Linked DNA regions of Homo sapiens: region 1 is linked to region 2. Evidence: chromatin contacts called from ENCODE Hi-C data. All regions are on one chromosome and are shown on one strand. The core of a region is the stretch at or near the end of the contact, and the rest is flanking DNA. Distances in the headings are between cores, read along the strand shown. Region 1 holds the start of LINC01805 (long intergenic non-protein coding RNA 1805). Region 2 overlaps UGP2 (UDP-glucose pyrophosphorylase 2).

The links. Hi-C counts contacts between places; a loop is a spot of excess contacts on that map. Pooled maps may share reads with other maps.
Region 1: a loop to region 2 is called in a map with no recorded cell type, with 7 times the contacts of the local background. The contact joins the promoter of LINC01805 here to the enhancer-like site in region 2. A Hi-C loop is called at or near these places in 2 of 37 single-sample maps with no recorded cell type and 4 of 50 pooled maps.

The regions. Positions count from the first base shown.
Region 1 is chr2:64,485,001-64,488,806 of GRCh38, forward strand. LINC01805 (long intergenic non-protein coding RNA 1805) reads left to right here and starts at 1,353. Exons shown (of 3, transcript NR_147011.1): 1 at 1,353-1,430; 2 at 3,735-3,806. RefSeq lists an enhancer at 1-264.
Region 2 is chr2:63,886,977-63,890,750 of GRCh38, forward strand. It overlaps UGP2 (UDP-glucose pyrophosphorylase 2), which reads left to right. Exons shown (of 10, transcript NM_006759.4): 8 at 426-668; 9 at 3,105-3,209. Among named protein-coding and RNA genes, the nearest start is that of UGP2, 47 kb to the left of the region's middle. RefSeq lists a silencer at 1,839-2,133. Within about 2 kb of position 2,000, at least 3 of the 41 ENCODE cell types and tissues checked have a DNase peak (open chromatin) inside an H3K27ac peak, as active enhancers do.

The DNA of each region.
Region 1 (3,806 bases), core at 103-2,602, 600 kb after region 2:
TTCCATGTTTTTTTCATATTTCAAGTTCTAAGATTCTGACTTAAAATGTCTGATTTTTTACTAAGAAATAGATTTTTTTAAAAGCGAGGAAAGAGCAGGAGAAGCAGCCTGAAAGAAAAGGAATGCAGAAGAGGGAGACAGGGTCACTCCTGGGACCAGTGAGAGCCAAAGACCAACTCTGCCTGCTGCATGATTTAGACAAGACTCCCGATTTTAACTCAGGACTGTAAGAGTGCCCTGCAAAAGGACTCACGCCTCTAGTGATCCCAGGTAAGGCCCACACATAGGTTTCTCTGACATGCTGTTGGAGTCATGATGACACAGTAGTTGAGGGCATGGGCTTTAGAGGCTGCTGCCCCTGGATTCAATGATTATCATTTTCATCACAGCATTTACTGAGCGTTTATGACATACCTGGAAATATCTCAAGACCCAGCCTCTTCACTTACTAGCTATGTAACCTTAGGGAAGTGACTTAACTGCCACAAGCCTCTGCTTCCTCATCTGTAAAATGGGTGTCATAATAGTTTACTTCTCACAGGGATGTTGTGAGGATTCAATGAGTCAAGAACAGTATCTGGCACGGGCTCAAGCATCAAGAACAGTATCTGGCACGGGCTCTTCCTAAAATGTTCCTCCTTGCCTTTTACACACAGCTCAAATACCAAACATCCACAAAACTTCCCCAATTGTACTCCACCTCCTCTGTCTCCCCCGAGCACTTTGTTCCTGCCTGCTGGCTTTCTTTCTGCACACATTATTTAAGAGGTAGAATGATCAGGATTTCTAGCTCTGTATTTCATTCACCTGCTCACAAATCTATCACCTGTGTGGCTCACCATACCTTATCTTTGGGTTCCTGAAGCGTTGGTCAATGACAAACACACAGGATCTCAACAAATTTAAATGGATTGAGTAAATAATATTCAGCCATCTCTCAAGATCAAAGCAGACAGTATGATCAGTAGTACGTGCCACACCTTTTGGTTTCACCACCTCAGTGAGCATTAAGGATTTTTGTCAGGCGAAACTGATGTGTGATTGTAAAGCTGCTCCTCACATGAAACCACCAATTGCTCAAGCTAAAAGTAACAATTCCTCACAGCTGGCAGGCCAGCCCATCTGCAACTGGCCGTGGAGCCTGTGTTAACGGGTGCGGTGCTGCTAGTTTGGAAGCTGACCAAAGAGACAGTAAACACAAAGGTTGCCTGGGTGCATAAATACAAAACGAGCTCCTCCTTGCCTCATCCCCGAAACAGGCCAGTCACAGCATCAGGGACTCCACAAGTGTCTACTTGTCAGCTCCTGTCAAGTGCAACGGCAAGGACCTACCACCCTCAAGCTGCAGATATTAAGGATGAAATTGCAGGAGCTGCGGTTTTATAAGAAGCCAAACATTGTGTGCATTCAGAAAAAGATATTTTTCTAAGGTGAGTACATGGCAAGGTCATGTATACGGAGAGGAAACATTTCCCCACTTCTGGCTAAAAGAAAATGTGTTAAACGTGTTCACCCGGCTAACTACAGAAAGAACCTCTGGGGACAATCTGGTATGCCGCATGAGACTGACCATGTGGCACCTCATTTCTCATTAGTGCAAATCTTAGGGAAGCAGTACAAAGTGCTTTTGAACCTATAAGGGAAATGAGACGGATAACTGGCTGGGGTGGCATGAAGTTTTCTAAGTAAATAGTGGAATAAAATGTATGAATATAATTTTTATTCCCTTGTGTTGATTAGAATTCAACTCGAGGGCATGGTAAGGCTTACAGGATCACAATGGTGATCTCTCAAATGACTGGAATTTTTTTAAAAAAAACTCTCTTATTCTCAATTCCTCTTTTCTATCTGTGTGTTTTTATTAATTCACTCATTTATTTATTTGTACCCTATGCCATTCCTGAACGCAATGCAGCCTTATGCTCTGCAGGCACTGGGGAACTGACAATGGCTTTTGAGCAGGGCAACTACATGATCAGACATGAATTTTAGATGATCTGGAATCAGCGTTGAGGATGGAACTAGAGAAGACAGAGGTTGGTAGTCCTCCAGATGAGTCCTGACTAGATACCATGAAGGAGAGAAGACACATTATTTAAGAGGCAGAATGATCAGGATTTCTTGACTGGGTGACTGTGGACAGTAGCAAAACAGTGAAAAAATAACTAGAAAGTGACTTTTTCCATGACTTTGTGAATGATGACACTAACTCAAGCAGATTGACAATATAGGAAGTGGACCAGTTTTGGAGTATGGGTAGTAGAAAGCTCGAGGAAGTGCTTTAGAGAAAGGCGCCATATAATGATGCTAAGATTTCAATTCTCTGTCAAGTTGCCAGTGCAGGTGACAGAACATGTGGCTAATGAAGGTCTACTCTTGCTCCCTGTGGGCTGATTGCCAGCTGCACCCTTTGAAGTTGTCCTACATCCTCATCATGCCTGATGGTGACCGCTAGGCTCACTAGAGGAACTTTGAGAGAGTGTGGAAATGGAACAGTACAAGCCCAGAGACATCCTTAGGGACCCAGCCAGAAGGCCTCTCCTACCGATGGGATGGTGGGATTGGAGCAGTGCCAGTTTTGCTTCTTCTTAATTTTTGAAGGGTGGGCAGAAATCTATTGCCAGTGGAACACTGAGTATGCAAGGGTAGATGACCTCACAACTAGGGTGACTGTCCTCAGGCCCTGCCTTGAGTACTGTCTCCCAGTCTGTCTTCACAGCTCGAGGAATGGATCAGGGAGAAGAATCCTCCTTTCCAATCATCCTAGTCTCTCTCTTTCCCCCCAGACACCTTCTATCTATCTCGGAGCCTCTGCTGCTCTTTCTGTATCCCTGGAATGACTTCCTTTTCTACACTGGGTGAGTCTCTGAGCTGGGATACTTCCTGGAAGGGAGAGCCGTTATCTGCTGGAGCAGTCAGCTGTGGACTCGCTAGGCTGTGTCTATGACTGCTGCACAAATAGAAGGATTTCGTTCAGCTTGGGAATTTTTTGTGTATTCTTTACCTATTATCTCATCTTGTTTCTAAAAAGATTCGCTGCATCTTGCAGTATAACAGGAGTTGTTTGCTTTTATTTTATTTTATTTTATTTTATTTTATTTTTTATTAGAGGGACTGGGGATGCCCTCCTTGGGGCTGAGCCAAGGTGCAAAGGTAGAGCTCCCCCTGCTGGCTGACTTTTGCTCCTGCAGCCCTCGGGCGTCTGACGCTTTCGCGTTTATGAAGTCTTGTAGTTTCACAGGGGAGAAAATCAGTGTCGCTCAGCTTCAGGAGGTTCGCTTGCTTTCAGAAACAACGGTCAGTGTGACTGTTGGACTGAACATGCTTAAAACTCATTCCATCACTTTCTGTCATTATCTTTCACTAGCTCTTGCACAAATATTGAGGCTCTTAGTTTGTGGGACATTGACTGGGCCCTGACCCAGAGGCAAGCATTTTGCTAGCACCAGGAACACTAAGGCCAAAGAGACACCCTCCCTGACGTTGGAGACCAGCATAAGCGAAGCTGCCCTCTTTCAGATAGGAAAGCCCTTGTCATCCCAGGATGGGGACACTCAAAATGAAAGGAGCTCCCTAGACAGGGCCCCAGACCCAGGTCCATTCAGGAATAGGGGGTATTTTATCACGAGTTAACTTTGAGTTATCCTGGCCCCTCCCCTAGGCTGACCCGGCAGGTGGGAGGGAGAGTGAGGCATCCTGAAGGCTGCAAGCCTGGCTGGCTGTGATCCACGCAGGAGATCTACACCTCAGAGCACTTCCTCCCACTGGGCAGTGGACCACTCGAGCAGCGGTTCTGAACACCTGAT
Region 2 (3,774 bases), core at 750-3,249:
AAATTATTTTTCTGGCCAGGCTCAGTGGCTTATACCTGTAATCCCAGCATTTTGGGAGGCCGAGGCCGGCAGATCACTTGAGGCCAGGACCAACCTGGCCAACATAGTGAAACCCCATCTCTACTAAAAATACAAAAAACTAGCTGGGTAGGTGGCACATGCCTATAATTCCAGCTACTCGGGAAGCTGAGGCATAAGAATTGCTTGAACCCAGGAGGGCAGAGGCTACAGTGAGCCGAGATTGCGCCACTGCACTCCAGCCTGGGTGACAGATCAAGACTCCTTCTCAAAAAAAAAAAAAAATTTTTTTTTTTCCATCAATGGATCTCTGAAATCACTTCCCAAATATTAACTAACCTACATGGAACTAAGTTGTAGGTGCCTAAAACCTCTGTTTTCTATTCCCCACCCCTAATTTCTTACAGACTTTGGATGGAGGCCTGAATGTCATTCAATTAGAAACTGCAGTAGGGGCTGCCATCAAAAGTTTTGAGAATTCTCTAGGTATTAATGTGCCAAGGAGCCGTTTTCTGCCTGTCAAAACCACATCAGATCTCTTGCTGGTGATGTCAAACCTCTATAGTCTTAATGCAGGATCTCTGACAATGAGTGAAAAGCGGGAATTTCCTACAGTGCCCTTGGTTAAATTAGGCAGTTCTTTTACGAAGGTACGTAACTATAAAGATATGTGAGTTCATATTTCTTAAATGTGTAATTATAAAGATATGATATACATGTGAATTGGAGACTAATTACAGTCTCTACCACTGACCTGTTGTATTCCTCTGTCTTTGATACCTTTTAAAGGGAATTGACCATAGAAGATAAATATTTTACTTCACATTTGAAACATGATTGCCATATGGAGAGTAGAAAATAATCTTTAAATTTTGGGGCATTTTATCTTCTGTCTCTTCCAAGACCAGTACTGCTTTCATCAGTGGGAAAAGGTTAATTCTGGCTTAACAAATACTTATTGAATGCCTATCATGTACTGGGCAGTGTTCTAGGTTCTAGGGATTTAGCAGTAAACAAAACAGACTAAATCTTTGTCTTCACGGAATTGACATTCTAGTGGGGAAAGGATGATAAGTAAGTAAATGTATGATATACCAAGTGGTGGAAAATGCTATGGAGAAACAAAGCAAGGGTGGAGAATAGGGAATGCCTGGGGAGGTGGCGGGGTGGTGTTGATGGTGTAATTTTACATTGAGTGGCCACAGGCAGCCTCATTGAGTTGATTGAGTCTGACAAATCGGTATCTAGTGCAAAAAGTGTTCTAGACAGGTGGAATAGCAAGTACAGTACATCCTCAGTGTCATCAGTATGTTCTTGGAAACTGCCACAGTAAGCAGAACAATGTGTAACACATTTTGCCATAGGCTAATTGATATAAACAAGAGTTCAGTTCCTACAGTTTATTTCTGGTCACAAAAATATCACCAAATTTTAAAAACAAAACACTTCTAATATTAAACTCTGAAATAAATGTGAGCTGTACATACATTGATTAATAAAAACAAGATAATTCTTGACTCACTTATTCCAGTTCAGGTTCACTGGTGACCAGAGCTTATCCCGGCAGCTCAGGGCACAAGGCAGGAGCCAACCCTGCACAGGCCGCCATCCCATCTCAGGGCACACTCACACATATCCACACTCATACTGGGACCATGTAGACACACCAGTTCACCTAACATGCACATCTTTGGGATGTGGGAAGAAACCAGAATAGTTGGAGAAAACCCACACAGATGTGGGGAGAACGTGCAAACTCCACACAGACAGTAGCCCTGGCTGGCAATCCTTTTTTTCCCCTCATCAGCGTTATAACAAAGTAACATTGAACAAAACAGCACTATCTGTGGACCTGCTGTAAAACTCCAACCTAGCCTGATAAGTGAAATCCAAAAAATTTAATCAATGAAATGTGACACTGTGAGCCTTTGTGGTTGGCCTATGGGGTCCTGCTCTGCCATCCAAGTCTGTTTTAGTCCACAGCAGGTGTGGTTTGGTGCCACCTGCTGTGGATGTGTAGAATGCAGATGGGGAATTAGAAACTATGAATGCATGTGTCCTCAGAGTCAAATGAAGAAAATATTTCAAGTGGGATTGATCATGTGTCAAATGCTGCTGCTGATTCAAGTAAGATGAGAATTAGATTTATCAGTATGGAGGTTTGGGAGCCTCACAGGCATGGATTTAAAAGAGAATGAAAAACGAGGAATTGGAGATATGAATATCGAAAACTCAAGAGTTTTGCCTTAAAGAGAAACAGAGAAATGGGGCTATAGGTAGAAAGGAATATAGGATTTGAGTTTTTGTTTTTTTTTAATGGGAGGATGTTTATACATTAATGGGAATGCAGTCAGGAGGGAAAAAAGACTGAAGAGGGAGAGTTGCTGAAACAACACTTGATAGGCCATAAGAAGGGATCTGATGAACAAATGGAGAGGCTGGCTTTAAGTAGGAATAGAAGCAGTCCAATTCCAGTACTAGGAAGGCAGAGTAATGGGCAATGGGGGCAAAGTAGTGGTGGTGGTGGATGGAAACAAGTGGAAGTTTTCTAATTGCTCCCATTTTCCCAGCAAAATAGGAAACGGGGTCACATAGGACAATCTCTAGTGCTTGTAAATCTAAGGAAATAAAAAGACAAAGATGGTGATAACATAATAATTTGTGCTGTTGCTCTTCCTAAAATGTGCTCTAATTTTTCAGAATCCGACCTATCCACTAAAGTCCAGCTCCAGTCTAGCCTGCTTCAAAGCATGATCTCTTTTTTTCAGTTAAATTCAGATTGTGTGAACTATTCATCTGGCTCTTGGCATGTTGATTATCTTTAAAAAAAAAAAGAAAAAAAACCCTTAGATCTGCTCAACTATCTTGTAAATTGCTTGGTGTAAAAACAATGTTTGTAGCTCCTGGTCTTTCCTGCACGGCATTTAGCATATAATGAGTGCTTAATAAGTAGGTGCTTCCCACAGAGGACCTGAGCTTTGCCAAAAAAGGTTTCTACAGTTCAGTTAAACTTTCTTGTTAATATTTTTCCTGTCTTTCTTTGAACCCATTTGAGACAAATTTTTATGTTTCTCCTTTTCTGTAAGGTTCAAGATTATCTAAGAAGATTTGAAAGTATACCAGATATGCTTGAATTGGATCACCTCACAGTTTCAGGAGATGTGACATTTGGAAAAAATGTTTCATTAAAGGTATGTTGTTACAATGAAAATTATATTTCTTACAGCTTACAATATAGGTCTCATTTTCTAGTCATAAATTTACATTTACTTTAAGGAATACTTGTTAGTCTTAGTGCCACCTTAATTACTAGTGTAATTATTTTACTGAAATGAGAATCTTTAAAATAGGATCACTATTAGCATTAGCTTACTAAAGATGATTGAGTAAAAGCAGAAAAAAAATGACAATTTGTACTGAATATAACCTATTAAAGGAATGTTATCACTGTAAGAATATTCATTTACATTATTGTAGTACTCAGGTACTCTTCAGTGTCATTCCAGCCTCACGTAAGAAATAGGAGGGAAACGGGGGTATAAAAGTATTAAAGCTCACCAAAGATACAATAGCTTTTTCCAAATCATGTAATTTTTTAAAAAATCTCCTAACTAGATTTCATATACTCCTCCCATTAAAGCTACTTACTTAAATGAAGATCTTGAAAAAACAAATACATATATTGAATTTTATTGCTGAGACTGCCTAAAGACTTAAGACATGAAAAATCTTATCAGTAAACTGTTATAAAAACAA